2 separate regions of the Homo sapiens genome follow, and region 1 is linked to region 2. A link is an interaction called in ENCODE POLR2A ChIA-PET data of the cell type or tissue named here. Cell type or tissue: B cell. All regions are shown on one strand. Links, peaks and the distances in the headings refer to the core of each region. The heading gives the core; the rest is flanking DNA. Region 1 holds the start of LRRC34 (leucine rich repeat containing 34). Region 2 has its middle 35 kb from the start of GPR160.

Evidence for each region. Peaks named below come from ENCODE experiments on the same cell type or tissue, not always from the same donor. Only the 100,000 strongest peaks of a DNase experiment are listed, where the experiment ranks them.
Region 1: POLR2A ChIA-PET joins it to region 2 with 13 read pairs; 2 of 35 experiments call an interaction of 5 or more read pairs at or near these places.

Annotation. Positions count from the first base shown.
Region 1 is chr3:169,812,778-169,815,521 of GRCh38, forward strand. LRRC34 (leucine rich repeat containing 34) reads right to left here and starts at 127. Exons shown (of 11, transcript NM_001172779.2): 1 at 1-127. It overlaps LRRIQ4 (leucine rich repeats and IQ motif containing 4), which reads left to right and starts at 93. Exons shown (of 6, transcript NM_001080460.3): 1 at 93-269. RefSeq lists enhancers at 1,292-1,391, 1,682-1,731. In B cell, for the core only: a CTCF peak has its summit at 1,096; DNase peaks (open chromatin) are centred at 34, 264 and 1,184; H3K4me3 peaks cover 1,779 bases; H3K27ac peaks cover 2,012 bases.
Region 2 is chr3:170,001,799-170,004,827 of GRCh38, forward strand. No RefSeq gene overlaps it. Among named protein-coding and RNA genes, the nearest start is that of GPR160, 35 kb to the right of the region's middle. In B cell, for the core only: no CTCF peak of the experiment used is centred there; a DNase peak (open chromatin) is centred at 1,251; H3K4me3 peaks cover 1,436 bases; H3K27ac peaks cover 2,026 bases.

The sequences.
Region 1 (2,744 bases), core at 1-2,500, 190 kb before region 2:
AGGGGCTCCGCTGCTGAGCTAGGGCTGGGGCTACAAAGAAGATTATGACAAAGCCCGCTCCTACAAAGTGTGCACCGGCCTGCCGGGCCAGCGAAGAAGCAGAGTAGCATCAGCACATGATAAAGGCGTTGGGCTTTGGGAGCATAAAGGGTTTTGTGCTCCCAAAGGGCGGGGCCACCAGGGAGGGCTTCCTGAAGGAGGTGACATCTGGATGGTCCGAAGGAGGCTGCCAGAGGACAGAATGCTTGGTGCGTTCTGGGCATGCGCAGGTACTTGAATGTACTCAGATCAGTACAGACAGCGGGGAGGCGGGCAGGGCCAGATCCACATGTGTTACTAAAAGGCCAGGGGTTCCGTCTAGATCCAGCTGCTCCTGGCACAGAATGCCAATCACTGAAACAATGAGAATTGCCAGGGAGGAAGGCTTTAATCTGGTGCTGCAGCCGAGGAGATCAGTCTCAAATCTGTCTCCCCAACCAACTAGAATCAAGGGTTTACATAGCAAGAAAGAAATGTGACTACTTGCAGGAAATCAGGAATTAGGGAGGGGTAAGGAAGAGGAGTTGGTCAACAGGAATCAGGTGGTCGTTTAGGGAATCATGGTGGGTGAGGGATCTGGTGTCTCATTGTCCAGATGTGACGATCTGGTAAGTTTCATTTCCTTGATACTGAAATGGTAATAGTTTCCTTATCCCCCTTGCAGGGCATGCGATGGTGAGGCAGGAAAATAGGGTCTGGAGGTAGGGAACATAAGGCCGATTCGCACTTCGGCTATAACAGGAAATATCCTCTCCATAGGGTGTACACCATAAACGACTTTGTAACCTTACTTCATCCTCTTCATTTACACAGGGCGTACTCTAAGTAACCAATGGAATCCTCTAAGGGATATTTAAACTCCCAAAAAATTTGTAACGGGGTCTTTGAGCCCCTGTGCTCGGCCCACTCCCACACTGTGGAGTATACTTTCATTTTCAGTAAATCCCTTCATTCCTTCCTTGCTTTGTGCGTTTTGTCCAATTCTTTGTTCAAGACGCCAAGAACCTGGACACCTTCTACCGGTAACAATGGGGGTGTGGCTTGCTTCTTTGGTGCTCCGCTGCTCAAACCTCTAGGGGGAGCATGCAGACGGGCAGGTTGTGGGGCACGTGGGCTCCGAACTCACCGCAGCGTCTAGGGGTGAATGCTTACAGCTGCTGAAGCAAAGCCCCAGTAGGCGTGTGTTACAGGGTGCTCTTTCAGTTTTGCTGTGTATAGGCGGCTTGCGTCAATCAGCTCAGTTAGACCCTCTGTCTTACCGCAAGGACAGAGGGCTTTCTGTTTCCTGGGGTTCTGGCCTTGGTGTACCGGAAAAATCGGATCACACAGTGGGCTTGGAGAATGAGTGCAAGGTTTTATTGATTGGTGGAAGTGGCTCTCAACAGATGGATGGGGAGCCAGAAAGGGAATGGAGTGGAAAGGTGGTTTTCCCCTGGAGTCCGGCCGCTCAGCAGCCAGACTCTCCACTGACTGCCCTGGCCAAATTCCCCTCGGTCTACACATCGTGCTGCTTGTCGGTGACCTGGCAGCGTCCGCTGGTGCCTGTCGGTGTGCTCTTCTGCTCCTCTGTTCCTCTCAATGTCCAGCCACCTGTGTGCTCCTCCGCCGGTGTGTTCCTCTCAACATCCAGCCGCTTGTGTCTGTGCCTACTAGGGTCTTGGGGTGTTTGTTTGTTTGTTTGTTTTTTGAGACAGAGTCTCGCTCTGTGGTCCAGGCTGAAGTGCAGTGGCCTGATCTTGGCTCACTGCAACCTCTGCCTCCGAGCTTCAAGCAATTCTCCCACCTCAGCCTCCAGAATAGCCGGGATTACAGGCGCCCCCCACTACGCCCAGCTAATTTTGTATTTTTAGTAGAGACAGGGTTTCACCATGTTGGCCAGGCTGGTCTCAAACTCCTGACCTCAAGTGATCTACCTGCCTCTGCCGCCCAAAGTGCTGGGATTACAGGCGTGAGGCACTATGCCTGGCCCTTTAATCCATTTTGATTTGATTTTTGTATGTGGCAAGAGATAGGGGTGTAGTTTCATTCTTCTGCATATGGATATCCAGTTTTCCCAGAACCGTTATTGAAGAAACTATCTTTTCCCCAATATATGTTACTGATACCTTTGTCAAAAACGAGTTCACTGTAGATGATGGATTTATATCTGGGTTCTCTATTCTGTTCCATTGGTCTATGTATCTATTTTTATGCCAGTACCATGCTAGTTTGGCTACTTTAGCTCTGCAATATAATTTTAATTTAGGTAATGTGATTCCTCCAGTTTTGTTCTTTTTGCTCAGGTTAGCTTTGGCTATGCTGGATCTTTTGTGGTTTCATACAAATTTTAGGATTATTTTTTCTATTTCTGTGAAGAAGGTCTTTGGTATTTTGATAGGAATTGTATATAATCTGTAAATTGCTTTGGATAAAATGGACATTTTAACAATAATTATTATTCTAATCCAAGAACATAAAATATCTTTCCTTTTTTTGTGTGTGTGTCCTCTTTAATTTCTTACTTCAATGTTTTATAGTTTTCATTGTAGAGATCTTTTACTTCTTTGGTTGAGTTTGTTCTTAGGTATTTTATTTTATTTGTAGCTACTGTAAATGGGATTATTTTCTTACTTTTTCTGATTGTTTGCTGTTGGTATATAAAAATGCTACTGAGTTTTATATGTTGATTTTGTATCCTACAACTTTATTGAATTTGTTTATCCATT
Region 2 (3,029 bases), core at 223-2,722:
GGAACCAACTCCTGGAAAATGAGCTCGAATGTTCAGCCCCATTGCCACCTCACATTCTTTATTCCCCACCACACAGATTGAGAGGGATGCGGTGACCAGACAGAGGAATGCCATTGAGACTCCCAGCACAGACCGTAGACTGCTTTTCTCAGGAGGCAATGGCAGTTCTCTGCAATACTCAGAAGGCAAGTCACCTGAAGAATCTTAAAACTGGAGACCTGCTGCACAATCCTTTTCTTTCTTCATTCAGCCAACATTTACTGAGCCTCGACTATATGCTGAACAATAATATAAATGAGGAACCCACAGTCCCGGCTCAGAATCCGGGGAAGGAGCAAGGAAACCAGCGGCTGCCTGCACATGCACACGTTGCCGGAGGAGATCCATCTTCTGCCCTAAAAGCTACAATCTCCGCCATCGGAAAGCTTCCAGCCTGGTAGGGTTATGATAAGGCAAACAAACAAACAAACAGACACAAACAAAGTGCTGCAGGCTTTGAGAAAGAAGTTAGATGGTGAAGGATTGCGGAGGCAAAAAGAGGCGAGCGATCAGAGAGCTCTTACTCCACAAGGGAGGATTTTACAGCAGCCATCACTCCTTAGTCTCTGTTTCCTTTTTATCACCGACACAAATGCTTCTGAGAACTTGGAATACTGCCCACCAGGAGTTTACAAATCCAAGTGAAAACTAACCACTAACTGACGGAGTAGAAAGGAAAGGAACAGGCCGGGCGCGAAAGCTCATGCCCATAATCCCAGCACTTTGGGAGGCAGAGGCGTGCGGATCATCTGCTCTCAGGAGTTTGAGACCAGCCTGGCCAACATGGTGAAACTCCGTCTCTACTAAAAATACAAAAATCAGCCGGGCGTGGTGGTGGGAGCCTGTAATCCCAGCTACTCAGGAGGCTGAGGCAGGAGAATCGCTTGAACCCAGAAGGCAGAGGTTGCAGTGAGCTGAGATCGCGGCCACTGCACTCCATCCTGGGCAAAGGAGCGAGACTCTGTCTCAAAAAAAAAAAAAGGGAAAAAGAAAAAGGAACAAAAGAATAACTCCTTGGGCCTCTGGTATAGAGGCTTCCAGCACAAAGTCACAATATGTGGGACAATATCAAATAAGCATTCCATTTATCACTAAAATATCTTGTGTTTACCATAAAGTGAAACCTGCTTAAAATAAAATCCATCAGGATGCTCATTTTGTTCACCCTACCCCCACTTGCCACATTACAAAGAGGAAGCAACAAGACATTGTTCAATGCTGCTGAGAACAATTTCATTTCCTTCCTGTTCACTATCTTTTTTGATACAACATGTAATTATGGGAATTTTTAAGAATTTTCAACAAATGTCTTCTATAAAACTTAGTCCCTTCTGTAGCAACATACGATCCCCCTGCAAATCAAGGTAGCTAGGAATTGTGCAGTGAAAGAGAGTGGTTTGCTTTAATGTTGTGTGCAACTAACTTCCTGTTGCCTTTTAATGTTCTGCTGCTAGTACAGCATAATTGGATAACTAATAACAAATACACGTGGTGCTGATTTTGTTTCATTAAAACATTTACAGAAGCTCAAAGTTAAGCATCTGAAACACCTGATTGATTTTTGTTTTTCACTACAATCTTTTTATGGCATAACATATGCACAGCTAATGTTTTAAAATAAAATGTAATATACCTAAAGAAAAGTGTACAAATCATAAGTATATGGTTCAATGAATTATCACAAAGTGGACACACCCATGTAACCATTGGACCAAGCGGCAGAACATCAGCTCCTAGAACCCCCACTCCCAGACCCGGGGGAACCCTCTCAGCCACCTGACTCCTCGCCTCCCACAATGTACACTTTTAACACTATGGGTTCGTTTTGCCTGTGTTTGAACTTCATGTAAATGGAATCATATTATGGAGTCTTTTGTGTTGGACTTTTCAATATTGTGAGATCCATAATGTATATAGGAGCAGTTCCTTCATGATCCTTGTACAGATTACTAATGACACCCCAGATGGGAGAATGACCCACAACTGATGATTATGAGGTTTCCCACACAGTGAGACTCCAAGTACAACTCCATTTCTTCAACTCCCCATTCTAACATTGATGAACAGAGCCTCCATTGTCTGCTGAGGACATGCTACTGGTTAGAATAATAATTTCCAGAGAACTCTTCTAACCATTGTAACTCAGTCCCTGCTAAGAATGTTGCTGTTCACTTCACTGTGAATCCGCTAGTGAATGCTGAGCACCTCCTGTGTGAGTCCTCCTGTGAGTGCCACAGGGAAAACAGTCCCAGCCAGGAAGCAGCTCATATAATTCAAGGACATGATCTGATTAAGATGATAAGAGAGGTATGAGTTGCCTTGGGAATTTTAAAGTCAGAGGAAATCACTTCATTTGAGGGATCAGAAACAGGCCTTTGAGGACCAGTGGGATCGACAGGCTAATCTGTGGGCACACCTCAGGCCAAGGTTATATCCTGAGTAAAAACAAACAAGCAAACCAAAAGAGACAATGGGGCATTTTGTGGAAAATATGAAGGGTCCTGAGTGGCTTAATCATAGGGAATATTGGGGGTTGAGTCTAGAAACCCAAGTAAGGATCATATTGTAGGAGACCTTAAATGTCAAGGCGAGGAAGAAATTTACTCTGGTGGCTTTTTTCACTGGTTTCTGCCCTGCTGACCTCCCTTTCCAACAACTAACTTTTGTCCGCCTTGCTTCTCTCTTAGGTGCCTTTCTCTCTCCCTTCGCTCCTTGTTTTTGTTTTAATTATTATTATTATACTTTAAGTTCTAGGGTACACGTGCACAACGTGCAGGTTTGTTACATAGGTATACATGTGCCATGTTGGTTTGCTGCACCCATCAACTCGTCACTTACATTAGGTATTTCTCCTAATGCTATCTCTCCCCCAGCCCCGCCAACCCCTGACAGGCCCCAGTGTGTGATGTTCCCTGCCCTGTGTCCAAGCATTCTCATATCGCTCCTTGTTTTTTTTAATAATTCTTATTTTCCACTTCAATTTAACCCAC